2 separate regions of the Homo sapiens genome follow, and region 2 is linked to region 1. The links are chromatin loops, found by intact Hi-C in ENCODE. Cell type or tissue: dorsolateral prefrontal cortex. All regions are shown on one strand. Links, peaks and the distances in the headings refer to the core of each region. The heading gives the core; the rest is flanking DNA.

Evidence for each region. Hi-C counts contacts between places; a loop is a spot of excess contacts. Peaks named below come from ENCODE experiments on the same cell type or tissue, not always from the same donor. Only the 100,000 strongest peaks of a DNase experiment are listed, where the experiment ranks them.
Region 2: it touches region 1 in a loop (2.5-fold over the local background); 63 of 110 quality-filtered maps call a loop at or near these places.

What each region holds. Positions count from the first base shown.
Region 1 is chr17:3,996,587-4,011,314 of GRCh38, reverse strand. It overlaps ZZEF1 (zinc finger ZZ-type and EF-hand domain containing 1), which reads left to right. Exons shown (of 55, transcript NM_015113.4): 53 at 1,558-1,711; 54 at 2,361-2,432; 55 at 4,345-6,870. The coding sequence ends at 4,425. Among named protein-coding and RNA genes, the nearest start is that of LINC01975, 27 kb to the right of the region's middle. RefSeq lists an enhancer at 3,253-4,220 and silencers at 6,387-6,466, 6,567-6,646. In dorsolateral prefrontal cortex, for the core only: a CTCF peak has its summit at 6,505 (motif pointing right); DNase peaks (open chromatin) are centred at 6,394 and 6,944; H3K27ac peaks cover 1,431 bases.
Region 2 is chr17:3,855,407-3,870,134 of GRCh38, reverse strand. It overlaps CAMKK1 (calcium/calmodulin dependent protein kinase kinase 1), which reads left to right. Exons shown (of 16, transcript NM_032294.3): 13 at 247-334; 14 at 520-648; 15 at 4,124-4,227; 16 at 7,852-9,820. The coding sequence ends at 7,924. It overlaps LOC124903897 (a long non-coding RNA gene), which reads right to left and starts at 13,936. Exons shown (of 2, transcript XR_007065580.1): 1 at 13,896-13,936; 2 at 11,355-11,558. RefSeq lists enhancers at 1,339-1,838, 1,839-2,340. In dorsolateral prefrontal cortex, for the core only: CTCF peaks have their summits at 6,071 and 6,271 (motif pointing left); DNase peaks (open chromatin) are centred at 3,654, 4,804 and 6,244; H3K4me3 peaks cover 922 bases; H3K27ac peaks cover 2,170 bases.

The DNA.
Region 1 (14,728 bases), core at 3,317-11,316:
CCCCTCCCCTCAGCCTCCTGAGTAGCTGGGACTACAGGTGTACGCCACCACACCCAGCTAATTTTTCTGTTTTTTTATGGAGATGGGGTTTCGCCATGTTGCCCAGGATGATCTCAAATTCCTGAGATCAAGCAATCCCCCCACCTTAGCCTCCCAAAGTGCTGAGATTGTAGGTATGAGCCACCGCTCCTGGCCATCTTTTTTTTTTTTCTTTAATTTTTTTTAGAGGTGGGGTCTCATTCTGTTGCTCAGGCTAGAGTGCAGTGTGGCACCATCATAGCCACTGCAGCTGTGAACTCTTGGGCTCAAGTGATCCTTCCACCTCAGCCTCTTGAGTAACTAGGACTATAAATATGAGCCACCACGCTTGTCTTAAGTGTTCTTTTCTGTTTATAAAAGCAGTGAGCATTGTAGAAAACCTAGAAAGCTGATAGGGTCAACTGCTGGTGGCATCTTTTGTTGTGTCTGTTTACTGTTGTTTTTCTTATGCATAGAGAAAATGCTGTATATGCAGGTTATTTTTGAATTTTATTTTGTATATGTAGTTTTACATCTTGCTTTTTTTCTTTTTTCTTTTTCTTTTTTTTTTTGAGACGGAATCTCACACTGTCACTTGGGCTGAAGTGCAGTGATGTGATCTCAGCCCACTGCAACCTCCACCTTCAGGGTTCAAGCAATTCTTCTGCCTCAGCCTCCCTAGTAGCTGGGATTACAGGCGCCCACCACCACGCTCAGCTAATTTTTTGTATTTTTAGTAGAGACGGGGTTTCACTGTGTTGGCCAGGCTGGTCTCCTGGCCAACTCCTGACCTCGTGATCCGCCTGCCTTGGCCTCCCAAGGTGCTGGGATTACAGGCGTGAGCTACCGCGCCCGGCCACATCTTGCTTTTTTTCATTTAATATTTATCTTGAGATGAGTTCCCACTGTCACTGGAAAGTCTTCATAACTTTTTTTTTTTTAAGAGACAAGGTCTCACTCTGTTGCCCAGGCCAGAGTACAGTGGTGCACTCATGGCTCACTGCAACCTCCAACTCCTGGGCTCAAGCAGTCCTCCCACCTCAGCCTCTCGAGTAGCTGGGTGCTGTCACACACAGCTAGGTTTTTTTTTTGTTTGTTTTTTGGGGTTTTGTTTGTTTGTTTGTTTTTAATTTTTTGTAGAGACAGGGTCTCGCTTTATTTCCCAGGTTGGTCTCCAACTCCTGGGCTGAAGTGATCCTCCCACCTCTGCTTCCCAAAGTGCTGGGATTACAGGTGTGAGCCACCATGTGTAGCCCGTAACATCCATTTTTCAAGATGCACAGTAATCCCCGTGAGCACATTTCCGACCTCCTGTTCCCTTGGAGCCTGGTTTTAAAGTTTAGGTTCTGCCCCTTTCCTTCTTTGCTGTTGGTGACTATTCGTGGCTGCTTTGTGGGGAGCATAGGTGAGGCGACTTTATAATCATTTGTACCAGCTGTGGGAGAGGGAGGGTCTGAGCTGTGGTTCCTGCCAGCTGTAAGCCATGTGACCTTGGCATGGCTCTCAGTAAACTGACCACCTCCGGGGCTCCTCCTGCAGTGACCTGTGTGACCTTGCGCTGTTGAAGCCCCTGTGGCAGCTCTTTACCCACATGGAGTACGGCCTGTTTGAGGACGTGACGCAGCCCGGCATCCTCCTTCCCCTGCATCGTGCCCTCACTGAGCTCTTCTTCGTCACCGAGAACCGTGCCCAGGTGAGGCCTGAGGTCTGGGCAGGGAGCCCGGTGCCTCCATGTGCGTTTGCTCCCTCTGCTACCCAGGGCAGAAGCTGCTGCCTCATCCGAGCCTGAGTGGCCAGGGTCTCGACAGGCCACACAGGACAGGCATGGCTGAGAGTCTGAGGCTCTCGCCTCTCCCAGGCCTGGGAAACCCTCAGGTCAGCTCTGAGATTGCTTATTTTGTCAGGCCTAGAGCCAATGGGGGAGAAACTGCCCGGGATCAGCCCTTGACAACAGTGAGTTTTGGAAAATAAAACGATGGGTTATTTCTGCTTCCTTCTCTTTTTTTCCTCCCCTCAGCACAATAGACTGATTGAATGTGGGAGCTGAAAGGGCCTTTCAGAGTTCTTTAGCTTCCCTCTCCTTTCACACATGAGGAAACTGGCTTGAGGAGGGGTCCCGGCCTGGTCACCCAAGGGCAGGTGGAGGCAAAGGTGACCCCGGCACCGGGCACCTGGCTCCCGCCAGGGTTCTGAGCAAGGCAGTGCCACGCGGTGCTGGGCGGCGTGAGTAGCGTCCGCCCATGAGAGGCTTCTGCTTTCGCAAGCAGGTGTCCCAGGTGGTCTGGGAGAGCTGCACTGCGCATCTGGCGCTGTCACTCACAGCCCCTGCTCTCTCTCTGCAGGAGCTTGGCGTGCTGCAGGATTACCTGCTGGCCCTAACCACGGACGACCACCTTCTCCGCTGTGCGGCACAGGTACTCTCTCCACCCCAACAGAGCTGGCCCCCAGGCTGGGGCGCCACCATCTCACCATTGCCAGGGCAGAGAAGGTCTGTACATTGCGTCTGAGTAGGACAGAATCCACCCGGAGCTTACACAGAGCTTGTTCCAGTTCAGTCACTTCCTCCTGGTGCTCAGAGAGCATGCACGAGCCCCATTTATCAGAGTCATTCACTCTAAACTGTGGGGTCAGAAGAATTTGTGTCTTTAAAACCAAAACAACCGATGCCTTAAATTTAGTTTGGCTGATTCTTGAAGTTTCCGTGGAGTTAGATTTCACATATTTTTAGATGTGAGTTGCTTCTCTGGTAGCGGAACTCCTCTTCTGACAGCTGTTTGGTCTCAGGACGCTTCACACTTTTCACTGACTGAGGAGCTCAGAAAGCTTTTGGATATGTCTATTATGCATATATCCATATGTGCCATTAGAAACGAGATTTTCAATTTAAAAATTAAGCAAAAGTGTAAACCTTTATCAATTTATTTTTTTAAAGTAGTGAACCCATTTCATGTTAACATGAATAACACGTCTTGTGAAAAACGACTCTAACTTTTCAAAACAAAGTAATTACTGAGTGCTCTGGGACAAATAGGTGACCAAAAAAGAAAAAAGGAATGCCTGCAGAGGGTGGCGCTGTTGTGTTCCATCCTTGCAGACCCCTCTCATGTCTGGCCTCGTAGAAGACAGCTGGATTCTCATGTTCTCATGTCTGCTTCTGCAGTCAGTCAGATCACACGTCAGGCTCTGGAACACTCCACCATATACTCAGGAGAAGGAAAGTCAAAAATGAACCTTGCAGACCCCAAAAGGGTCTCGGGAGTCGCCTGGCCCCAGAGTACATTTTGAGAACCTTGGACTCCTTGAATATCATCGCGTGTGTGGCCCAACACCCCCACCCCCCCGGAGGACAGCTAGGGACACTGAGGCTCACAGGGTTACCCGTGGGTGGACACCCAGCCGGGACACCCAGCCAAGAGCCCTGCCTGAGCGCGGCGCTCTGTCCCTTGGAAGTAGTCTCCGAACACACCGCCCTTTTGCAGGAAAAGGGTCTTCTTTCCTGTTGTAGGCTTTGACGTGTACGCTCGGAAGTGGAAATGCCCCCAGCCCATACCGAAGAGTTTGTGTGAATTCACCCGAGACCTGTAGGCAGAGTAGAAACTCCCTTACCCCCAACAGCTACCTACCAGCATTGCCGCCGCCACCCCAGGTTTCATCACATCATGTAACGAAATTTTGATATTTGCCCGTCCTGGCCCCAAAGCTCAGCATGGCGGCTTGCCTGTGGGCGGGTCCCTCTTGCTGCCCCTGTCCAGTCTCCATTTCCTCCTTACCCTCTTCTGACCCCCCCCACAGCCTGTTGAGTGTACTGCACCAGTGTCCTGACGTTTCTCCCTGACACGTCTCCCTGCCAACCCCCTCTTCCTCCCTCTGCCACCTCCACCCTCTTGCTGCCCAGACCCTGAAGGCCTGACGGGCCTGGCCTCGCCTCCAGGGCATCTCAGTGCCCTCCTGGCCCTGTTTTCTCTACTCCCTCTGGTCCCCAGCACTGGCTGTTCGTTTCCTGTGAGTGCCTTGCCCTTCCCCACCTGCATCTTTGCACTGTTTTCCCCAGAGAGTTTTCCCAGACCTCTGCAGACAGCCTTCTGAGCCTCCGCCCTGGGACTGCCCCTCTGGGCAGTGATGATTCCTACCTACATTTGGAGCTTTCATGTGCTCTTAATAGCATTTTTTTTCTCTCTCCACTCTGCAGGCCTGTGGGGGAGGGGAACACATCTGGTTCCCCTCCTCCGTCCCCACATCCTCAGTGCTCAGCTGAGGGTCTTATCAGCACTCACTGAATGAGGGAGTGGCTCCCGACATTGGCGACAACTCTTTTTCCCTCTACAGGCTCTGCAGAACATTGCTGCCATCAGCCTGGCCATCAACTACCCAAACAAGGCCACCCGCCTCTGGAATGTGGAGTGTTAGCCCTTGGTGGGGCGTGCATGGGACTAGTTCATCTGCCACAGGGATTTTAGAGCAGACATCTAACCTCATTCAGGAAAACTCCTGTAGCGCCAGTGCCCAGCTCTCCTTGAGCTGACCACTCCAGTTAGGATGCCAAGCAGCCACGTCTCCAAGAGCTCCCGTGCGTAGGCTGGACACAAGCACAGGCTGTAGCATGGTGAAAATAAGCCAAGCAGTGCAGAATGCCTCAGAAAGGGTGGGCAGGGGGCCCTTAAGAAGGTTCAGAGACCAGCCTTCTCCAGAGGCTGTCACTGCAGGAGCCGTGGGCCTGGGAAGACTTGGAAGCGGCCTCTCTCAACTGGTTTCTGTCTCCGTGGAGCTGGAACTGCCTGCACTTGCCTTCAGAGGGAGGCACAGTCCACCCAGATCCACCTTTCCAGCAAGACCCCCAGTGGCTGCCCAGCCTGGGAGCACCTCTTTGCTTTTCACACCAAACCAAAACTGGCGAGAGCCCCTCCTAGCCACCAGTGATCCCCAAGCATCCAGTACAGAACCAGGCATCGAGCTAGCTCCCTGCACGGCCGCACCCTCCCAGAGAACTCCTTGAGGAGAACAAGTGCCCTTGGGGACAGCCGGCAGGCGCCCCTGTACGTCTGCTCATGCACCAGGCAGCACAGCCGCAGTTCCTCAGTTGTTGTTTTGACATATTTCAGTTTCCACCTCACGTTTTTAGAGCAGAACCACACTGTCTCCCTGGAGGGGCTCGAGGGCATGACCGGGGACTGACCATTCTGTGAAAGGAGCAGAATGTGAGGAGCACGCGTGAGCTTATGTACCGTGAAGATGATCAGAGGATATCTTATTTTAAGAGTAAAAACCCACATAATTTTATTTCTGCTTGATAGTCATGGTAGTCTGTCATACCCACCTCTGGGACTCTGCGTGGCTGTTTGGCTGTCACTTGTAGCAATAACGACATTAGTTCTAGTCAGTGCTGTTTTACATTTTTCTTTTGATGGGTTTAGTCTTGCCCTGGAGTGCCGATGATGATTCTCCCTCCAGAGCCACGCTTGGGAACATGAAGCAAGTCTGGCGTGTGGGCTGCGTGCCGGCCTTAGTGGGACCCGTGGGGTTGGAGCATGCCTTTAGGGGCAGTGTCTGGGCCGAAGCACGTCCCACCACACAGTGCCAGAGCCAGAGAAGGGGCCCCACCACCAAGGCCAAGCTTGACCAGGTCAGCATTGCCATGGCCCAGTGTGCCCCGTGGCCTCTGAAGATCCCTCTGTGCAGGGTCTGCAGGGATCTGGATTGCAAGGGCCCAAGTCTGCAGGTCTGGAAGCATCTTCCTATAAGAGCACTTTCGCCTTCTGGGTCAGGACTCCAAGGTGCAGCGGGCTTCACAGCCCTACAATTGGGTTCTCAGCTAAGCCCCAGAGTTCTGGTAGAACCATCCCGGGGCGGGTGGAGGGTGGGATTTAAGGGAGACGGGAACACATGGGGCAGGTCCTGGAACTTGGTGGCCTGAGGACTGAGGCCATTGCCCTGGTGGAAAGGCCTGGCCTGGTTCCTGTGGCTTGGGACCTGAATAGGCAGGTGCTGCTGGCTCCGTAGAAACCCTTTTCCCATCTTTTGCTCTTTGCCAAACCTACCTTGCTTTGGGAGCTGCCTGCACCACCCCAGAGAAGGCCCCACCTTCTTCATCCCTCAGACCCGAGGAGGCCTCCCAGTAAGGAGTTTCCCAAGAGGGGACTCACAGGAAACAAGTCTTAGTGCTTGGGAGGGAGGCCCCGCTGCGTGCTCAGACTCACAGCCAACCTGGAAGGTAGACGAGATAGCGCCACCCACGCCCCTCCACACCCCAGACTCCGAGTAAAGCGGGCGGTAGGGCCGGAGTCACCTCCCCTATGGCAGTGGCCGCCGCTGTACTCCATCCTCCCGTCAGGAAGATCAGCTGTAAATAAACGCTGGGCTCCCCAGAGCACCTGTCCGCCCACTGCCCTTGCTGTTCTGGGATCTTCGCTGCAGTTCACGGGAAACAAGCCTGAGTCCGCTCGCACCCGCGGCTGCTCTCCCGGCTCGGCCCGGCCGCCTCTGTCTCCGGCCACCGGGTGGCGCTGCCGAGCCAGAGCCGCCGCGTCCCGGCGCTTTCCAGGAGCCCCAGGCCCGGAGGAGGCGAAGCCCGCAGAGCAAAGGTGGAAACACGTGCCTACGCTGTAAAGAAATCCTGTTCCAGAGCATACCTGTTGTACAAACAGACACTGTTCCTAACGAGAGGAGTGACGTATTTTCATCACCGTTTTTAATTTGTTTTCTTACGGGTTTACGATTTTGAATTTTTCTTATTTGGTTGAAAGAATTTTGATTCTATCAGCCTGAGTGAGTTCAGCCTGTAAAAAGGATGTTAAGCTGTGGGTAAAATATGCAAACGAAAAGAAATATATTGTACAAATTCTATATAATAAGGTACGCCTGTGTGTGGACTGGTCTCTCCCTCCTCCCTCCGCCCCGCCGTGTCTCGTGGAGCTCAGGCGTGGAGTTTACACCGCGCCCGAACGGATGCGAGGCGGAGACTCGGGGGCTCAGGGCTGAAAGAATGGAAAGCTGCTGTAGGCCTTCCTCCAGATCATCCTCCTCCCAAGCCCGAGCCAAGCCCCCGCCCCTCCCCCGGCGATCCCAGGGCTTTGGTTCTCCCCCCACCCCCCTGCGGCCATCCGGAGGTTTCCACACACAGGGCGCCGTGGGGGCCTCTGCTCTTCGGCCAGGCTCCCCTGGCCCCACCGCCCGCCGTGGACCTCTCTGGTAGCCCGCAGGACACTGCGGAACCCGGAGGAGGAAGGCAGGGCCCCAGGCAGTGCGCCTGCTGCCTTCCTGGGACTGGCTGCCTTCCCGCCGGCCTTTGGACCCTGCCTCTGGCCCAAGTGTGGCCTGAGGTTTACCTGGGCCTCCCGCTTCCTCCTCCTCCCCGCCTCTGCTTTGCCACGCGCTGCTCTGTCTCCTTCCCAGAGGCATTCTGGGGCTGAGGACTGTCTGGCAAATTACAGAAGCGTGCCTTCTTGGCAGGGGCTGCACTTAACCAACCTTTGAGGCCCATTTGTTCCAGCCCGACAGAGTCTGACACATCCCCCAAAGCCCCAGACTGCTTTCGGGGGAGCCCCAGGCAGGGTCTGGACCCAGCCTCAGCCCTCACTATCCCTCAGCCCAGAGAGAAACCTGAGACTCAGCAGGACTGGGTGCTCCCAGGCCTGTGCCGCTCCCGAGGCGATCTCTAGGACCTGGTGCAAATGTTGATGCCCTCCCCGCCTCACCTTGTCCGGAGCACACTGGGGCTTCACTCTGAAAAGCAGGCGCGTCCATCTGAGCCCTGCCCGGCTAGTGTGACTAAGCCAGCACCAGCGGACTAAGAAGAAGGCCACAGAGAGCCAAGCAAGTTGAGCCCAAGCTTTTAGAACTGAAGAGAAACACAGGGTTCCACCAGCTGAGCCTCATTTATCGAGAGGCAGAAGCGGTGGGAAGTCAGCCTCGAACCACGCGGGAGGCGGGTGGAGAGCCCCGGCCCCCAGCCACGGCTGCAGCACAGAGGCGCTCAGCGCGCGCTCACCCGCTCAATACATGCCCTCCACAGACCTAGCGCCGGGGCTTCATGCGGAACCACCAGTGAGCAGCCCAGGCACTCAGACGGAAGCCAAGTCAAAACACGGCCCTGGCCAGGTGTGGTGGCTCACGCCTGTAATCCCAACACTTAGGGAGGTCGAGGTGGGTGGATCACCTGAGGTCGGGAGTTCGAGACCAGCCTGACCAACATGGAGAAACCCCGTCTCTCCTAAAAATACAAACTTGGCCAGGCCTGGTGGCGCATGCCTGTAATCCCAGCAACTCAGGGGGCTGAGGCAGGAGAATCGCTTGAACCTGGGAGGCAGAGGTTGCGGTGAGCTGAGATGGCACCATTGCACTCCAGCCTGGGCAACGAGAGCAAAACTCTGTCTCAAAAAATAAAAATAAATAAAACACGGCCCTGTCGCTTCCCTAGCTGCCATCTCCTACCCCTCCCCTCCTTCCCTGCTGACAAAATCCAATTTTTTGCAGGTGGTGACTCTACACAGTTTAATCTCAAGAAAGGTAGGACTTTCTACTAGCTCATGAGGAAAGTCATGATTAAGTCCTCCCTGCTCCCTCCCCCTGCCCACCCCAAGTAAGCTCGCTTCTGTGTCCCAGCCCTTCTTGCAGTGAGGCCGTCAGAGGTGTCTGAACCAGAGCAACTCCATTTTGAATAGGGGCTGGGTAAAATAAGGTTGAGACCTACTGGCTGCATTTCCAGACGGTTAGACATTCTGAGTCACAGGACGAGATAGGAGGTCGGCACAAGATACACGTCATAGAGGCCCTGCTGATGAAACAGGTTGCAGTAAAGAAGCTGGCCAAAACACCAAAACCCAGATGGCCACAAGAGTGACCTCTGGTTGTCCTCATTGCTACACTCCTACCAGCGCTGTGACAGTTTACAAATGGCATGTCAATGTCAGGAAGTAACCCTATATGGTCTAAAAAGGGGAAGCATGAATAACACACCTCTATTTAGCATATAATCAAGAAATAGGCCAGGCACGGTGGCTCATGCCTATAACTCCAGCACTTTGGGAGGCTGAGGCAGATGGATCACGAGGTCAGGAGTTTGAGACCAGCCTGGCCAACATGGTGAAACCCTGTCTCTACTAAAAATACAAAAATTAGCCAGGCATGGTGGTGCGTGCCTGTAATCTCAGCTACTCGGGAGGCTGAGGCAGCAGAATCACTTGAACCCAGGAGGCGGAGGTTGCAGCGAGCCAAGATCACGCTACTGCACTCCAGCCTGGGCAACAGAGTGAGACTGTCTCAAATAAATAAAAAGAAGTAACCATAAAAATGGGCACCTCGAGGCTGCTCTGCCTTTGGAGTAGCCATTCTTTATTTCTTTCCGAATAAACTTGTTTTCACTTTACTCTGTGGACTCACCTCAAATTCTTTCTTGCATGAGATTCAAGAACCCTCTCTGGGGTCTGGATTGGGACCCCTTTCTGGTAACAAGGCGGCTCTATGGCTGCATTCTCCAGAGGCTCTGGGGAAGGAGCCCTGCTCCTACGCACTCCCTTTGTGCCGAGACGAGATGTCAGCTGGAGGCTGACAAGCCAACACTCTGGGGCGGTGGGAGCAGAAAGCCAGGAGTCTGACAGTCTGACTCCTTCATTCCATTGTTTGAGCCCTAGAACTACCCATCTCCAGGAGGTGGCAAGGTGTCCTCTCACCTCAGCGGAAAGTATTTCTGACCCAACTTTATGCAACAATTTGGCTCCAGTAGGTTGAAATAATGTCACAGCTCTCTTCTCATGACATTAAATATGGACAGTATATGGAAAGGAAATGTAAAAATTCCAGAAATAAAAAGGCCTCCAACAGTGTCCAGTCAAGCCACAGATGGCATCCAGTTGCTCCATTACCAAATTCTCCTTCTCTCTTGGGGTTCTTGGCGTACGTAGCTTTGCTCATGCCCAACCAGCTTCTAGACTTCCTATCTGGAGGCGCTGTCCCAGGATTCGTTGGGATTTCTTCAGTTGCAAGTTAAAGACACTCCAAACTAACTTAACACGGAAATGGATTGACTTACAAAACCGAAAAGCCCGAGGGTTGCCTCTAGCCCCAGGCAAAGCTAAATTCCAGGGACTCAAAGATGTCGGCTCCCTCTCTCTCCCGCCCTCCATCCTGCCTCTTCCTCCTCTTCCTCCTCCGCTCATTCTCCTGCCCTGCTTCCACCTGGGTTTTCAGGCAGGTGAGGGCGAAAATTAAAGCACCAGGTGATGGCTCTCTCCTCTTCCTCGCGGCCACTGACCACCTCTGATTCCCCAGTGGAGAGGGCTTCTCACTCTCTCTTCATGTGAGGCTTCCCAAGCTGTTGGCTGGTATCTTCTAGCCGTGAGTTAATTTACTGTTTTTTGTTTGTTTGTTTTGTTTGTTTGTTTGAGACCGAGTCTCACTGTCACCCAGGGTGGAGTGCAGTGGCGCGATCTCGGCTCACTGAAACATCCACCTCCCGGGTTCAAGCGATTCTCCTGCCTCAGTCTCCCGAGTAGCTGGGATTACAGGTGCCTGCCACCACACCTGGCTAATTTTTTGTCTTTTTAGTAGAGATGGGGTTTCACCATGTTAGCCAGGATGGTCTCGATCTCCTGATCTCATGATCCACCCGCCTCGGCCTCCCAAAGTGCTGGGATTACAGGTGTAAGCCACCACACCCGGCCAATTTACTGTTTTAAAAGCTACCTGGGAGACCCATGAGTTTGTGTTGTCACCTCAGAATTGCTGAGCAACACAGCATCCATGACAATGGCAGAAGTACCCACGCAGCCACTGTGAGCCTCGTCAACACATCAGCTGGACCACTCAACCACTCGGCCAGGCAAGATGCCCCCAGATGTGGCAGGCAGCTTATCCACTAGTGAGTTTAGAAATTTGCAACAGAAGTGGAGAGACAGACATTTAAAACAACTGATCTTAAGACCAGAAAAAGGTGAAATGCAGAAGAATGAGCACATGTCTATCAAGCAGATGCAAACAGAAAATCAGAGTTATTCAGCATCAGGCAATATAATTTGAGACAAAATTAAACTGGGCAAGGCCAGGCATGGTGGCTCACGCCTGTAATCCCAGCACTTTGGGAGTCCGAGGTGGGGGGGATCACTTGAGGTAAGGAGTTCAAGACCAGCCTGGCTAACATGGTGAAACCCCATCTCCACTAAAAATACAAAAATTAGCCGGGCGTGGTGGCGGGCGCCTGTAATCCCAGCTACTTGGGAGGCTGAGTCACGAGAACTGCTTGAACCTGGGAGATGGAGTTTGCAGTGAGCCAAGATCACGCCATTGCACTCCAGCCTGGGCAACAAGAGCAAAATTGCGTCTCAAAAAAAAAAAGGTAGTTCTTCAGGCTAAAAGCAAGTTACCCCGGATGGCAATTTGAATCCACAAAAAGCACTGGTAAAAGTAATTATGCAATTATAAAAGACAGTATAAATTCATTTTTCTTCTCAACTGATTTAAAAAGCAACTGTATAAATATGAATATAACATATTGTTAGGCCTATTACATATAAAATGTAGTATATTTACCAAAAGCAAGACAAGAAAGGTGGGTGGGAGCAAAGCTGTACTGGGCTAAGGAAATGACTCCAGATGTCACTCAAATCCACGAGAAGAAATGAAGAGAACTAGAAATTATTTTATTTATTTATTTTTTGAGACGGAGTCTCGCTCTGTCGCCCAGGCTGGAGTGCAGTGGCGCGATCTCGGCTTACTACAACCTCCACCTCCCGGGTTCACGCCATTCTCCTGCCTCAGCCTCCCAAGTAGCTGGGACTACAGGCGCCGCCACCACACCTGGCTATCGTATTTTTAGTAGAGACGGAGTTTCACCATGTTAGCCAGGCTGGTCTGAAACTCCTGACCTCAAGTGATCCCCCCGCCTCGGCCTCCCAAGGTGCTGGGATTACAGGCATGAGCCACCGTGCCCGGCCTAGAAATTATTTTTTTAAAAAAGAGGATTAATATAATAAAAGCTGTATATACTTATTCTCCTTTTTCTCTCAGCTTCTGTAGAAAACATAAAATTATTTAAAGTAATGATTATAACAACTTATTGTTGGGCTTGTAACATTTATAGATGTGATAGTTATAACAACAATGCCACAAAAAGGAGAGAAAGGGAAAAAAGCTACATAGGAGTCATGTTTCTACATCTCATTAAAATTAAAGTTAATATAAATCTTAAGCTGAGGCTGGGCGCGGTGGCACATGCCTGTAATCCCAGCACTTTGGAAGGCTGAGGCAGGTGGATCACCTGAGGTCAGGAATTTGAGACCAGCTTGACCAACATGGCAAAACCCTGTCTCTACTAAAAAAAAAATACAAAAATTAGCCAGGCATGATGGCACACACCTGTAGTCCCAGCTACTTGGGAGGCTGAGACAGGAGAATTGCTTGAACCTGGGAGGCAGAGGTTGCAGTGAGCCGATATTGCGCCACTGTACTCCAGCCTGGGTGACAGAGCGAGACTCTATTTCAAAAATAAATAAATAAATAAATCAGAAGCTGATTCTAGTAAGTTAAAATGTATAGCCAGGTGCAATGGATCAGGCCTGTAATCCCAGCACTTTAGGAGCCCAAGGCAAGAGGATGAATCGCTTGAGCTCAGGGGTTGGAGACCAGCCTGGGAAACATAGTGAGACCTCATCTCTATAAAAAATAAACAAAATTAGCCAGGCATGGTGGTGCTTGCCTGTAGTCCCAGCTGCTCGGGCGACTGAGGTAGGAGGATTGCTTAAGCCCAGCACATCAAGTCTGTGGTGAGCCATGATAATGCCACTGTTTTCCAGCCTGGGTGACAGAGTGAGACGCTGTCTCAAAAAAAAAAAAAAAAGTATATAAAACCCTAGATCAACAACTAAGAAAATGCCAAAAATATACTTCAAAAAAATCATCATAGAAATGTAAATGCTACCTTAGAAAATATTCACTTAATGCAAAGGAAAGCAGTGAAGGAAGAATGAGGAACAGAAAAGACTTGAGACATAGAAAACAAAAAGTAAAATGGCGGCATAAATCCAACTATACCAATAATATTAAATGTAAATGGATTAAACAATGTAATCAAAAGGAAGATTATTGTACTGGATAAAAAAAAAGATTCGACCAGGCACGGTGGCTCACGCCTGTAATCCCAGCACTTTAGGAGGCCGAGGCGGGCAGATCACGAGGTCAGGAGATCAAGACCATCCTGGCTAACATGGTGAAACCCCATCTCTACTAAATATACAAAAAATTAGCCGGGTGTGGTGGCGAGTGCCTGTAGTCCCAGCTACTCAGGAGGCTGAGGCAGGAGAATGGCGTGAACCCGGGAGGTGGAGGTTGCAGTGAGCCGAGATCGCGCCACTGCACTCCAGCCTGGGCGACAGAGCGAGACTCCATCTCAAAAAATAAAAAATAAAAACACAAGGTTCTACTATATGCTGTCCATGGAGAAACATTTTAGATTTAAAAGCACAAATAGATGAAAAGCAAAAGAATAAAAAAAAGATATATCATGCAAAGGGCAATCACAAGAAAGCTGAAGTGGCTATAGTTTTATCAGACAAAATAGACTTTAAAACAAAAAAAATGCTTCTAGGGACATTTTAGAATTATAAAAGGGTCAATCCATCAGGTAAATATAACAATTATAAATATATATGCACCTAGTAACAGAGCACCAAAGCACATGAAGCAAAAACTGACGGAAATGAAGCGGGGAATAGATAACTCAGCAATGATAGCTGGAGACCTCAAGACCCCACTTTCAGTAGTGGATAGAAGTAGCCAGGAGACACTGTGGAAGGCCGCAGGGTCCTCTGCCTAGGAAAACCAGAGACCTTTGTTCACTTGTTTATCTGCTGACCTTCCCTCCACTATTGTCCTATGACCCTGCCAAATCCCCCTCTGCGAGAAACACCCAAGAATGATCAATTAAAAAAAAAAAAGAAAAAAAAAAAAAAAAAAAGAAGTAGCCAGGAGATCAACAAGGAAATTGAACATCATTTATGTATTTATTTTAGAATAAGTCTCACTATGCTGCCCAAGCAGATCTTGAACTTATGGGCTCAAGCAATCCTCCTACTTCGGTCTCACAAGTAGCATGAAAATTGAAGACTTAAACAACACTATGAACCAATTTGACTTGATGGATGTCTATAGAACACTCTACCCAACAAAAGCAGAATATACATTTTCTCAAGTGCTCATGGAATATTACCCAGAACAGACCCTATTCTAGGCGATAGCAAACCTCAATATATTTTAGTTTATTTTAATTTTTTTTTGTAGAGATGGAGTCTCAATATATTGCCTGGACTGGTCTTGAACTCCTCCGCTAAAGCAATACTCCCACCTCAGCCTCCCAAAATGCTGGTATTATAGGTATGAACCATCACACCCAACCCAATAAATTTTAAAAGAAATAATACAAAGTATGTTCTCCAACCAGAATGGAATGAAATTAGAAATCATTATTCTGTTGAAAGAAATTGGAGAGATTCACAAGTATATGGAAATTAAACAACACATTCCTAAATAACTAATGTTTCAAAGAAGGAACCAAAAGGGAAATTAGAAAATAATTTGAAATGAATGAAAATGAAGACACAAAAATATCAAAACTTACAGGATACCACTAAAGTAGTACTTATTAGGGAAGAACTTTTTAGTAGAAGGGAAATTTATAGTTGTAAAGGTCTACAATAAAATAATGATCTGAAATCAGTAACCTAAC
Region 2 (14,728 bases), core at 3,174-11,173, 140 kb after region 1:
TCCTCACCATCTTTGCCACCCATTGGGGTGTCCAGCACCCATGGAACTCTGTCTGTGCCTCTGTCCTGGAGGGAGACTTGACCTCCTGCTCAGGAAAGGCTCTCCAAGCCCTTGTTGTGAAATTCCTGCCTGCTGTCCGGAACTCAGTCTTCCCATCCGAGGGACGAAGGTTTCGGGAAGAGAGGTGGACAGGAAGGGGTCCTCATCAGCGGTCCCACCCTCCTCTCCTTCCTTCGCCCTCTCCAGGCCAGAAATCAGCGAGGAGCTCAAGGACCTGATCCTGAAGATGTTAGACAAGAATCCCGAGACGAGAATTGGGGTGCCAGACATCAAGGTCGGGGAACTGGGGGTCTTGGGCTGGGCTGGGACACAGAAAACAGGAGTCACTTTCCCTTTCTGGAGGGATCAACACCAGGATGCATGTGTGTTGGGTTTGAGTCTGTGGACTTTGGACCCCTCCAGGTGATTCTGGTAATGGCCTGACCTCTCCCCCTCTCCCTGCCCTCCCGGCCCCGACAGTTGCACCCTTGGGTGACCAAGAACGGGGAGGAGCCCCTTCCTTCGGAGGAGGAGCACTGCAGCGTGGTGGAGGTGACAGAGGAGGAGGTTAAGAACTCAGTCAGGCTCATCCCCAGCTGGACCACGGTGGTAAGAGAGCCGGGGTAGATGCTCCCTTGTCCTGGAGGGCCTGGGGGACCTGAGCCTTGCTCTGTGCCTGGCTCCTTGGGGGGACAGAGGCCTGCCTGGCCAGCCAGCTGTGATCCTGGGCCACTGGAGCCGCCATTCTGCTGGAGGCCCATGGAGAGGGAGGTCTTGTGGTCGGGAGACCAGGAGGCTTGGTGAGGAGAGTGACTGATTTAAAGAAATAGCGGGCGTGGGGCCGGGCGCGGTGGCTCACGCCTGTAATCCCAGCACTTTGGGAGGCCAAGGCGGGCAGATCACGAGGTCAGGAGATCGAGACCATCCTTGAAACCCCGACTCTACTAAAAATATAGAAAATTAGCTGGGCGTGGTGGCGGGCGCGTGTAGTCCCAGCTACTCGGGAGGCTGAGGCAGGAGAATGGTGTGAACCCGGGAGGTGGAGTTTGCCGTGAGCCGAGATCGCGCCACTGCACTCCAGCCTGGGCCACAGAGCGAGACTGCGTCTCAAAAAAAAAAAAAGAAGAAAAGAAAAGAAAGAAATACCGGGCGCGGTGGCTCACGCCTGGAATCCCAGCACTTTGGGAGGCCGAGGCGGGTGGATCACGAGGTCAGGAGATCGAGACCATCCTGGCTAATACGGCGAAACCCCACCTCTACTAAAAATACAAAAAAATTAGCCGGGCGCAGTGGTGGGCACCTGTAGTCCCAGCTACTGGGGAGGCCGAGGCAGGAGAATCGCTTGAACCTGGGAGGTGGAGGTTGTAGTGAGCCAAGATCACGCCATTGCACTCCAGCCTGGTTGACAGAACGAGACTCCATCTCAAAAAAAAAAAGAAAGAAATAGATGGCCCTTGCTCAGCGGCAGCAGTCACCGTGACTGGAAGAAGCATTTCATTCCGTCCAGACAGTTACTGAGCTTCCGTTCTCCAGGCACTGCACAAGGTGCCGAGGACAAGGCAGGGGAACGGCCTGGGCAGCCTTTGGATTGGAGGAGTGGCCCCAAAGCCCACGTATCAGTTAGGCGGCGCCTGCGTCTCCCCCAGAGCCCACGTATCAGTTAGGCAGCACCTGTGTCTCCCCCAGAGCCCACATATCAGTTAGATGGGCCTGCGTCTCCCCCAGCGCCCGCGTATCAATCAGGCAGTGCCTGCGTCTCCCCCAGATCCTGTGTATCAGTTAGACGGTGCCTGCATCTCCCCCGTGCCCACGTATCAGTTAGACGGCGCCTGCTTCTCCCCCAGAGCCCACGTATCAGTTAGACGGCGCCTGCTTCTCCCCCAGAGCCCACGTATCAGTTAGACGGCGCCTGCTTCTCCCCCAGAGCCCACGTATCAGTTAGACGGCGCCTGCTTCTCCCCCAGAGCCCACGTATCAGTTAGACGGCGCCTGCTTCTCCCCCAGAGCCCACGTATCAGTTAGACTGCGCCTGCTTCTCCCCCAGATCCTGTGTATCAGTTAGACGGCGCCTGCTTCTCCCCCAGAGCCCGCGTATCAGTTAGACGGTGCCTGCATCTCCCCCAGATCCTGCGTATCCATTAGACAGTGCCTGTGTCTCCCCTAGTGCCCGCTCACATTTCGGTTTTGCTCCTCTTCCTCTGCTCAGCTTCTGTGTTGGCACTTGGAAGTGATTCACATAGTCCCCCGTGGCCACCTGGGGCCACTGAGAGCCCTGCCCTGCCCCTGCCTGACAGTCAAGTGAGTCAGGGCAAGCACAAGGCCAGGAGGAGAGCCAGGGCCACTGCCGTTGGCGGGGCCTGGCCTTGCACTTTATCCCCCTCTGCAGGGTCCCGGCCCAGCTGGGACCAGCTGGCTCAATCCCTGCCCCCTATGCTTACTTGACTCTGTGGGGTCGCTGGAACCAGGCAACTCCCACGGGGTCCCCATGACCACTTGCCTGATCTTAGCCACCATCTCCTCTCTCTCAGACCACTGGAACAACCTCCCACGCTGTCCCTTGCTTCTACTCTCACTCCCTGTCCCCCTGGTCAATGCTCAACTCAGCACCCAGCATGGTCCCAGTGGCATGAGTGTGTCACCTCCCAGCTCAGAGCCTGCTTCTCACTCGGGCTGCTGTGTCCCTCAGAATCAGACCTCCAGCCTGTGCCCCACCACCCGCCCTGTTTTTCTGCGGGGCTCGTGCACCGTCCCGCCATCATGCACTCGTCTCTGGCCACGTGCCATGGAAGGGGCTGCCCCAGAGCCTTCAGACTTCGCTTCCCTCTGCCCGGGGAGTCCCACCCCCGATGGCCACGGGACTCGCTCCCTCACTTCCTTCGGCTTTTTACGCCAGGGTCCCCTCCTAGAGAGAAGCGAGCCTTCCCTGACCCTGTAGCTTCAGCCTCCCCTGCTTCACACCTCATCGCCATTCCCTTGTTTTATTTTTTCCTTTCCACTTACTGACATACATAATTTACTGATTTTTCTTCTTTACTTATCGCCTGTCTCCCCCAACTAGAATATAAGCTGTATGATGGCTGGGCGCAGTGGCTCACGCCTGTAATCCCAGCACTTTGGGAGGCCAAGGCGGGAGGATCACTTGAGGTCAGGAGTTTGAGACCAGCCTGGCCAACATGCTGAAGCCCCGTCTCTTCTAAAAATACAAAAAATTAGCCGGGTGTGGTGGTGGACGCCTGTAATCCCAGCTATTCAGGAGACTGAGGCGGAAGGATCATTTGAAGCGGGGAGGCAGAGGTTGCAGTGAGCCGAGATTGTGCCACTGCACTCCAGCCCTGGGCAACAAGAGCAAAACTCCGTCTGAAAAAAAAAAAAGGCTATATGAGGGCAGGAATTCTGGCCTCAGTGTGGCCCCAGGGCCTAGAGTAGTGGCCAGCACCCAGTAGGCAGCCAGTGGTGACCAGTGTTGACGGGATGGATGGACACAAGCGAGGGAGTGAAGGGACTGGCAAGTGTGCCGCTGCCTCTCTGCATGCGTGTGAGTCGGCGTGTCTGTGGGCACGGCATGGAACCGTCCTTGTCACGGAGGAGGGACAAAGGCAGAGAGCCAGGCTGCGGCAGCTGTTCCCCTCCTGGCAGCCCCACTGACTGGGCCACCGGCTGCGGCTCAGCCGCTTCCCGGGCCGCCCTGCAGTAGCATCTTGGCATCTTCTCGGCGGCCGGAAGGCGGGAAGGATGGCACAGCATCCCTCCATGGCATTGCTGCCGTAGCGAGAAGGTATCTTCTAATGGACTCCCACTTCCAGCCCTGGCCCTCCCCACTCTTTCAGCCTGGCCTTGCGGACCCTTCATGGGCTGGTCCCGGCCCCCTCCTCATGTACCAGTGGCATCCGGCTCCTCACCATTCCAGGAATATGCCCCCAGCTGCCAGCGCCCCGTGTTCTTGCCTCTGCCATTTCATGCTGTGCTGATTGAGATGGGACCCGCACTGCGGCCCCCTTGGCAGCTGCTCTCGGGGAATCGGAGCAGAGGCTGCGTGTCTGGGAGCCTGGGACCTGTGCTCCTCACGCTGCCTTGTCCTCCTCAGATCCTGGTGAAGTCCATGCTGAGGAAGCGTTCCTTTGGGAACCCGTTTGAGCCCCAAGCACGGAGGGAAGAGCGATCCATGTCTGCTCCAGGAAACCTACTGGTGTAAGTACTGGTGGGCCAGGGACTGCCGGGCACTCCCTGGAGTTGGGTGGGGAGGTCTGAGGCCCATCCTCCCACTCTCACTGTCGTTGGGCCAAGGCCAGAGCCTGGGGACTTGGCCAGGTCTCGGTGTTGGCCCCATTTGCATCTCTGTCCCCAAGGTTAGTCGGGGCTAGAAGGGACCTTTTGGGCCCAGCTCTTGCTTCATTCCTGGGGCCAGCATCCCTCACACACACACTTCCAGGGATGAGGAGCTCACGCAGCCCCTCCATGGGACAGGAAGACCCTTCTTCCATGCAGCTTGATGTCACTCTCTCACTGGGTCCAGCCCCTCTGGGGCTTCAAATCTGTGGCCCCCTCAGCCCTTGGCAGCCTGGCAGAGGTTTGCAGACAGGCTGATGTTGGCTTCCTGTAGGAGGCTGGCGGGCTGTAGAGGAGGGGTGCTGGCCCCTCTGCCTGGCCCTGGGGACTGTTGGCTGCTCTCCCAAGTGGCCCAGGCTGCCTGCAGCCATTGCTGGGGCTCTGTGCCCAGTCAGCACTTTGTGAGTGCTTGTTCAGTGAGTAAGCAGGGACAGGCTGGCCGGTGGACCACGGGAGAGGAACCCGCATTGGCCGAGGGCTCCCTATGGTGAGCCACGCCTGTGGGTTCACCACCTCCTAGGAGGGTCCAGAAAAGCAGCTCCCCAAGCCTGTGCGCCTCGTCCTCAGCAGATCCACCTTCTTCACTATAATAAAAGCCAGTCTGGGATGCTAATAAGGCCTGTGCTGGAGTTTGTACACAAACCTGCAGAGAGAAAACCAGTGGGGTCCTGAACCACAGCGTGGTCCTGGGACAGCCACTGCCTTCCTCTGGCCCCGGAGGGAAGCTTTGGGGAAGGGGCTGGTGGGAGTTGTTTGCCCCACCCTGGCCTGCTCTGTGTGGAAGGCGCACTCCCCAGAGGGGTGAGTGCCAGGCGCTGTCCGGGTGCCTTGGCTTCACGCTGTCACCAGGCCTGTCCGGGACCACCATGTTGGTTTCCCGTGAGGCCTCCCTCTCATAAGAGGGCCCTTCAGAAGGGTCGGGACCCCTCGTAGTGGACAAGCTGACATCTGCTCCCTGCTGGAGGTGGCTTGCACCCAGGGAGAGCCTCATAATGAGGTGGGGGGCCTGGGAGAGGCCTGGAGGTCCCAACTGCAGCTTTTCTGTCATCTCTTCAGGGAGGTGGTTGCGGTTGGGGGAGGATTCTCTGAGCTCATCCAGGAATGTAGGCCCCTGATGCTGGAATTGTGCTTAGTGTAGGGGGAGAGGGGGCATATATAATTTGACGTCCAAATGGGGACATTTTTGAGAGTGAAAGGGGAAGCCATTAATAATTATGCCAGCACGGCCGGGTGCGGTGGCTCACGCCTGTAATCCCAGCACTTTGGGAGGCCGAGGCGGGTGGATCACAGGGTCAGGAGATCGAGACCATCCTGGCTAACACGGTGAAACCCCGTCTCTACTAAAAATACAAAAAATCAGCTGGGCGTGGTGGCGGGCACCTGGAGTCCCAGCTACTCAGGAGGCTGAGGCAGGAGAATGGCGTGAACCCGGGAGGCAGAGCTTGCAGTGAGCCAAGGTCACGCCACTGCACTCCAGCCTGGGCGACAGAGTGAGACTCCGTCTCAAAAAATAATAATTATTATGCCAGCATGGTGGCTCATGCCTATAATCCCAGCACTTTGGGAGGCCAAGGCAGGATTGCTTGAGGCCAGGAGTTCAAGACCAGCCTGGGCAACATAGCAAGACCCCATCTCTAAAAAAAAAAAAAATTAGCCGGGCGTGGTGGTGGGTGCCTGTAGTCCCAGCAACTCAGGAGGCTGAGGTGGGAGGATTGCTTGAGTCTGGGAGGTGGAGGTTGCAGTGAGCTGAGATTGCACCACTGTACTCCAGCCTGGGTGACAGAGCCAGACCCTGTCTCAAAAAAAAAAAAGAAAAAAAAGTAATAATAATTATGCCAGGACAGCAGGTGGACGGACACCTGGTCCTTCTGACTCAGAGCCTGTGGTCCAGCACCCCCTAGTGGTGGAACAAGCCAGACACAGGATAAGGATACATTTAGTGTCTAGTTTGTACCTGGCAAACAGAGTGACAAGATTGGGCTTAATACTTTCCAGCTATAAAATTCTAGAATTCTGTGACCCAAGTTTAATTTGGGGTAGAGCTTTTTAAAAAAAAAATAGAGATGGAGTCTTGCCATGTTGCCCAGGCTGGACTTAAACTCCTGGCCTCAAGCCATTTGCCCACCTTGGCCTCCGAAAGTGCCAGGTGATTACAGGCATGAGCCACCACACCCAGCCTCCACGTTTAACTTTGAAAGAAGATTTTACTTCATCATCAAGTCCCAATATTTATCCTTGATAGACTGCTTTGGTTTTTTGTTTGTTTGTTTTGAGATGGAGTTTCACTCTTGTTGCCCAGGCTGGAGTGCAGTGGCGCAAACTCAACTCACTGCAGTCTCCGCCTCTCACATTCAAGCAGTTCTCTTGCCTCAGCCTCCCAAGTAGCTGGGATTACAGGTGCATGCCACCACCACACCGGCTAATTTTTGTATTTTTATTAGAGACGGGATTTCACCATTTTGGCCAGGCTGGTCTCAAACTCCTGACCTCAGGTAATCTGCCCACCTCAGCCTCCCAAAGTGCTGGGATTACAGGCGTGAGCCACTGTGCCCGGCCATAGAGTTTTTTATACTTTGGGATAATTGTAGAAACTCAGTAGTAGAGTTAAGTGGAGTTGGTCCTTTTTAAAGATATCAAAACCCATTTACTGGTTATTTTAAAAAGAGACATTTTGGGAGGAAAACTAGATATAGAAATCTGTTGAATATGTGACAGAATCCCAAGACTGATAGATGGACTCTGCCCTGTGAACAAGGCAAAGAAAAATGCAAAATGAAAGCCTCTCTACCCAGATCTGCTGGGGGATGACTGAGGTCAACACAGAAGGCCCTCAGGCCGGGCACGGTGGCTCACGCCTGCAATCCCAACACTTTAGGAGGCTGAGGTGGATGGATCGCTTGAGCCCAGGAGTTTGAGACCAGCCTGGGCAACATGGTGAAACCCTGTTTTTATAGAGATAAAAAAATACAAAAATTAGCTGGGCGTGGTGGCATGTGCCTGTAGTCTCAGCTACTCAGGAGGCTGAGGTGGGAGGATCGCTTGAGCCTGGAAGGCAGAGGTTGCAATGAGCTGAGATTGCACCACTGCACTGCAGCCTGCACGACAGAGCGAGACGCTGTCTCAAAACAACAACAAAACCACACACACAGAGAGAAGGCCCTTGATTAGGCTGATAGTTGGAGGATGTAGGGAAGTCAGCTGGGTCAGACTGTGAGCAGCTCCAGAGGCCGTGCTGGGAGGTTTAGACTTCATCTCTGGTCAATGGGGGGCCACGGAGGCGTTGCGGGCTGAGACTGGGGGCTGAGAGACCGGCAAGGAGCAACTGCCGTGATGTAGGGAGGCCAGAGGGAGGCCAAGCTTGGGGCAGTGGGTGAAGGGGGCTTTGAGAGATGTGGGATTCAGATTCCTGTGTGTGTGAGGGAGAGTGTCTCCCTGAGTGCATATTCTGACCCTGAGGTCCCTCTGTCCCTGGTGTCCCCTGAACAGGAAAGAAGGGTTTGGTGAAGGGGGCAAGAGCCCAGAGCTCCCCGGCGTCCAGGAAGACGAGGCTGCATCCTGAGCCCCTGCATGCACCCAGGGCCACCCGGCAGCACACTCATCCCGCGCCTCCAGAGGCCCACCCCTCATGCAACAGCCGCCCCCGCAGGCAGGGGGCTGGGGACTGCAGCCCCACTCCCGCCCCTCCCCCATCGTGCTGCATGACCTCCACGCACGCACGTCCAGGGACAGACTGGAATGTATGTCATTTGGGGTCTTGGGGGCAGGGCTCCCACGAGGCCATCCTCCTCTTCTTGGACCTCCTTGGCCTGACCCATTCTGTGGGGAAACCGGGTGCCCATGGAGCCTCAGAAATGCCACCCGGCTGGTTGGCATGGCCTGGGGCAGGAGGCAGAGGCAGGAGACCAAGATGGCAGGTGGAGGCCAGGCTTACCACAACGGAAGAGACCTCCCGCTGGGGCCGGGCAGGCCTGGCTCAGCTGCCACAGGCATATGGTGGAGAGGGGGGTACCCTGCCCACCTTGGGGTGGTGGCACCAGAGCTCTTGTCTATTCAGACGCTGGTATGGGGGCTCGGACCCCTCACTGGGGACAGGGCCAGTGTTGGAGAATTCTGATTCCTTTTTTGTTGTCTTTTACTTTTGTTTTTAACCTGGGGGTTCGGGGAGAGGCCCTGCTTGGGAACATCTCACGAGCTTTCCTACATCTTCCGTGGTTCCCAGCACAGCCCAAGATTATTTGGCAGCCAAGTGGATGGAACTAACTTTCCTGGACTGTGTTTCGCATTCGGCGTTATCTGGAAAGTGGACTGAACGGAATCAAGCTCTGAGCAGAGGCCTGAAGCGGAAGCACCACATCGTCCCTGCCCATCTCACTCTCTCCCTTGATGATGCCCCTAGAGCTGAGGCTGGAGAAGACACCAGGGCTGACTTTGACCGAGGGCCATGGACGCGACAGGCCTGTGGCCCTGCGCATGCTGAAATAACTGGAACCCAGCCTCTCCTCCTACACCGGCCTACCCATCTGGGCCCAAGAGCTGCACTCACACTCCTACAACGAAGGACAAACTGTCCAGGTCGGAGGGATCACGAGACACAGAACCTGGAGGGGTGTGCACGCTGGCAGGTGGCCTCTGCGGCAATTGCCTCACCCTGAGGACATCAGCAGTCAGCCTGCTCAGAGCGGGGGTGCTGGAGCGCGTGCAGACACAGCTCTTCCGGAGCAGCCTTCACCTTCTCTCTGGGATCAGTGTCCGGCTGGCCGACGTGGCATTTGCTGACCGAATGCTCATAGAGGTTGACCCCCACAGGGTCACGCAGGACTCGGACACTGCCCTGGAAACATGGATGGACAAGGGCTTTTGGCCACAGGTGTGGGTGTCCTGTTGGAGGAGGGCTTGTTTGGAGAAGGGAGGCTGGCTGGGGGAGAAACCCGGATCCCGCTGCATCTCCGCGCCTGTGGGTGCATGTCGCGTGCTCATCTGTTGCACACAGCTCACTCGTATGTCCTGCACTGGTACATGCATCTGTAATACAGTTTCTACGTCTATTTAAGGCTAGGAGCCGAATGTGCCCCATTGTCAGTGGGTCCACGTTTCTCCCCGGCTCCTCTGGGCTAAGGCAGTGTGGCCCGAAGCTTAAAAAGTTACTCGGTACTGTTTTTAAGAACACTTTTATAGAGTTAGTGGAAGGCAAGTTAAGAGCCAATCACTGATCCCCAAGTGTTTCTTGAGCATCTGGTCTGGGGGGACCACTTTGATCGGACCCACCCTTGGAAAGCTCAGGGGTAGGCCCAGGTGGGATGCTCACCCTGTCACTGAGGGTTTTGGTTGGCATCGTTGTTTTTGAATGTAGCACAAGCGATGAGCAAACTCTATAAGAGTGTTTTAAAAATTAACTTCCCAGGAAGTGAGTTAAAAACAATAAAAGCCCTTTCTTGAGTTAAAAAGAAAAAAAAAAGGTTTGTGCGTACATTTTCTGCATCTGGATATACGTTCTTTCTCAGCAGCTGGAACAGCTGGCTTTGTTGAATTTTCTGGAAGCGTCTGAGGCACCCTAAGTCCCTGAGCAGGACAGTGGTGAGAAGTGGTCTTGGCGGAGGGAGGGAGAGGGAAGGGCTGGCTCAGGAGGTGACCGGGCTGCAGTCCAGGGTACAGCTGAGGCTCCTGGGCGGGTCCGTGGCCACTCCTTGGGAAGAACTGCCTGTTTCACAGGGGCTCAGGATGCCAAGGTCTGGTCCGGGTAGGAGCCATAGCTGCTGCTTTTGGGGCAGAGGTCCCTGTGGTGTCACAGGAGTGCCTGTGACACCAGCCCAGTGACCTCCCATCCCCGCTTAGCCTTGGACACTGGTACAGACTTTTGGGACCCCACACCTCTGTTCCCATGGTACAGCCCTCCAGGGCAGCGACGAAAAGAGTCATCCTTAAGGTCACACAGCCCTGAGCTTGAATCCAAGCTTTGCTACTTAAAAATTGTGTGACCTTTGGCAGGTCATTGGAGGAGCCTCAGTTCCCTTATTGATTTAATGGGAATGTTCCCGTGGGGTGTTTTGTTTGTTTGTTTGAGATTTTTTGAGACTTGCTCTGTCACCCAGGCTGGAGTGCAATGGCAAGATCTCGGCTCACTGCAACCTCTTCCTCCTGGGTTCAAGCGATTCTCCTGCCTCAGCCTCCCAAGTAGCTGGGACTACAGGTGCCCGCCACCATGCCCCAGCTAATTTTTTGTACTTTTAGTAGAGACGGGGTTTCACCATGTTGGCCAGGCTGGTCTTGAACTCCTGACCTCAGGTGATCTGCCCACCTCGGCCTCCCAAAGTGCTGGGATTACAGGCGTGAGCCACCGCGCCCACCTCCCATGGGGTTTGAATGCAAACAATGCAAACGTTTTCGTCTGCTCTCACACTACAACAGTGAACACAGAAGACTTCTGTGACCGGCTGGGCGCGGTGGCTCACGCCTGTAATCCCAGCACTTTGGGAGGCTGAGGAAGGCGGATCATGAGGTCAGGAGATCGAGACCATCCTGGCTGACACGGTGAAACCCCGTCTCTACTAAAAATACAAAAAATTAGCCGGGCACCTGTGGTCCCAGCTACTCAGGAGACCGAGGCAGGAGAATGGCGTGAACCCGGGAGGTGGAGGTTGCAGTGAGCTGAGATTGCGCCACTGCACTCCAGCCTGGGCGACAGAGCAAGACTCCGTCTCAAAAAAAAAAAAAAAAAGACTTCTGTGACCAACCATGTGGAGTCCCCCCCACCCCCATATCCCTTCTGCAGCAGACCCCAGCCAGGTGTCTTCTAACTCAATTCCGACACTGTCTGCTTGGAAACAGTATCGGATCCCACAGGTTGAGGACACAAGCCTACAAGACAGTCCCTCAGTCAGACACCAGTCATGAGTCCCAGCCTCTGGAGTTTCTGTCCCACCGGCTTCAAGTTGGGGTTCCCACAACCCTCTCTTTGGGTTTGATTAATTTGCTGGAGCGGCTCACAGAACTCATGGAAACACGTTTACCGGTTTATTATAAAGGATTTGGCAAAGGATACAGATGAGGGGAGATGCACAGGGCAAAGGACGGGGGAGGGGTGGAGAGCTTCCATGTCCCCCCAGGATGCCACCCTCCAGGGACCTCCATGTGTTCAGCTCTCCGGAAGCTCCTCAAACCTTGTCCTTTTGGGGTTTTTGTGGAGGTTTCAATACCTAGGTATGATTGATTAAATCATTAGCCATTGGTGATCACCTTAACCTTCAGCCTCTCTCTCCTCCCCAGAGGTAGGGGATGGGCCTGACAGTCCCAACCCTCTAATCCTGCCTGGGTCTTTCTGGTGACCAGACCCCATCCTGAAGCCACCTAGGGGCTGCCAGCCACCAGTCAATTCGTTAGCAAAGAAAAAGCTATCCCTGGCCTGGTGCGGTGGCTCACGCCTGTAATCCCAGCACTTTGGGAGGCCGAGGCGGGGTGGATCACGAGGTCAGGAGATCGAGACCATCCTGGCTAACACGGTGAAACCCCGTCTCTACTAAAAATACAAAAAATTAGCCAGGCACGGTGGCGGGCGCCCGTAGTCCCAGCTACTCGGGAGGCTGAGGCAGGAGAATGGCGTGAACCCGGGAGGCGGAGCTTGCAGTGAGCCGAGATCGTGCCACTGCACTTCGGCCTAGGCGAAAGAGTGAGACTCTGTCTCAAAAAAAAAAAAAAGGGAAAAAGCTATCCCTTTGGAGATCCTCAGGATTTCAGGAGTTGCATGCCAGGAAATGGGCTCGAAACCAAATATGTTTCACAGTACTGCAGGGTTCTTGTGACGGTAAATGAAGTCCTTGTGCCAAGCGCCTGGTACAGAGCTCAGCACGTGGTAAATTCTCAGCAAATGACACCCTTAAAAGGAAAGGCCTCTCTGCCTCGGGGCTGCCGGACCCAGCCTTGGGGGTCACGGTCTCAGCACGTCCTACGTGACTGGTATTTGCCCAGCTGTGGAGCTTCCCTCTGGGTGAAGCTGCCCTCTGGGTCCATCAGAGCTGCTGAAGACCAGGAGGGAGACCAGGCTATAGGCTGCCCAGTGGGGTGATCAGGTTTTCCATCTGAGAAACAGACCAGAGCTGCTCCTGCCTGCTTCCTGGTGGTCCCACAAAGCTCCCGTGAGGGGCTGTACCATGCCCTCTCCAGGAGGGGTGCTGGTGGTCAGGCTGAAGCTCCCCAGACACCAAGACCAATAAGCCCATCTTGTTCTCATTTCCTCCCCACCACTGGAGCCCCTCAAATGCAGCCTCGCCATCTCTCACCTCCTCACTGGTCTTCTAGCCTTGGTCCTTGGCCCTCTGGTCCATGCCCTCCCTGGCTGCCCGAGTGATCTTTCTGAGCACCCACCTGACCATGCCCCTCTCAGAACCCTGCCATGGTCCCCACGGTGCTCAGCCTGGTGCTCAAGGCCCCGTCAGCCTCTCTGGATGCCCTCCCCACTCATGTCCCACCCTCTCACCTTGCTCCCATTCCTCTTCAGGCCCAGCCATTCCGGCGGGACACTGCCTCCCCTCAATCCCTGCCCCTGCTTGTCAAGCTTGACCCCGCCCTCCAAGGCCTGTTCAGCAGCTGGAAAAATCCAGAGGTGGGTTCATTGAAATGGTCACCAGATTGATACAGAATTACAGCACAGGAGGGCACCGGCCAAACTTCTCACTCGGTCCCCACCAGAGTCCAAGAGGGACCGTGCCTAAGGCACTGGAGCTTTCACAAGGACGAGATTCTCCATGCCCTCAGGCGCTCCCGCTCCTTTAAGGCAATCTGTGCCAATATCCATCTACCTCCCTCGGAAACCCACCCCAAAGCTGAGAAAGGGCTCCCCACTGCAGTCTGTCTGCTCCCTCCACCCCAGCCCCATTCAGTTCGAAGGGGTAGTTCTAGAATCTCCTGGGGAGCTTTTAAAAAATCCTCATGCCTGGGTCGACCTTCAGAGATTCTGGTTCAAATGGTCAAGGATGCCGTCTGGGTGTCAGGATTTTTTAAAATATATATTTTATATTTAAAAAATTATTTTAGGCCGGGTGTGGTGGCTCACGCCTGTAATCCCAGCACTTTGGGAGGCTGACGCGGGTGGATCACAAGGTCAGGAAATCGAGACCATCCTGGCTAACACGGTGAAACCCCGTCTCTACTAAAAATACAAAAAATTAGCTGGGCGTGGTGGCAGGCGCCTGTAGTCCCAGTTACTGGGAAGGCTGAGGCAGGAGAATGGCTTGAACCCGGGAGGCGGAGCTTGCAGTGAGCCGAGATTGCGCCACTGCACTCCAGCCTGGGCGACAGAGTGAGACTCCATCTCAAAAAAAAAAAAAAATTATTTTAGCAGTTTTAGGTTTTTAGAAAAATTGAGCAGAAGATACTGACAGGGCCAGAGTGGTGGCTCATGCCTGGAATCCCAGCACGTTGGGAGGCCGAGGCAGACGGATCACTCGAGGTCAGGAGATCGAGACCATCCTGGCTAACACGGTGAAACCCCGTCTCTACTAAAAATACAAAAATTAGCGGGGCATGGTGGCGGGCACCTGTAATCCCAGCTACTCAGGAGGCTGAGGCAGGAGAATCGCTTGAACCCAGGAGGCGGAGGTTGCAGTGAGCCAAGATCACGCCATTGTACTCCAGCCTGGGTGACAGAGTGAGACCCTGTGAAAAAAAGAAGGAAGGAAGGAAGAGAGAGAGAGACAGACAGTTCCCATATATCCTCTCAACCTCCACCTCCCGCCCCCCAATTTCTCTTATTATTAACATCTTGCATTGGGGTACATTTGCTTCAATTTATGAACCAATATTGATACATTATTATTAACTAAAGTCCACGGATTACATTAGGACTCACTGAGTTGTATTATTCTATAGTTTTTAACAAATGTATAATGACATGTATTCACCATTACAGTGTCACATAGAATAGTTTTGCTATGGCCGGGCGCGGTGGCTCACACCTGTAATCCCAGCACTTTGGGAGGCCGAGGTGGGCAGATCACAAAGTCACAAGTTGGAGACCAGCCTGGCCAATATGGTGAAACCTTGTCTCTACTAAAAATATAAAAATTGGCTGGGCGCGGTGGCTCACGCCTGTAATTCCAGCACTTTGGGAGGCCGAGGCGGGTGGATCACGAGGTCAGGAGATCAAGACCATCCTGGCTAACACAGTGAAACCCCATCTCTACTAAAAAAACCAAAAAATTAGTTGGGCGTGGTGGCGGGCGCCTGTAGTCCCAGCTACTCGGGAGGCTGAGGCAGGAGAGTGGTGTGAACCCAGGAGGCGGAGCTTGCAGTGAGCGGAGATCACCCCACTGCACTCCAACCTGGGCGAGAGAGCAAGACTCTGTCTTAAAATATGTATATTAGCTGGGCA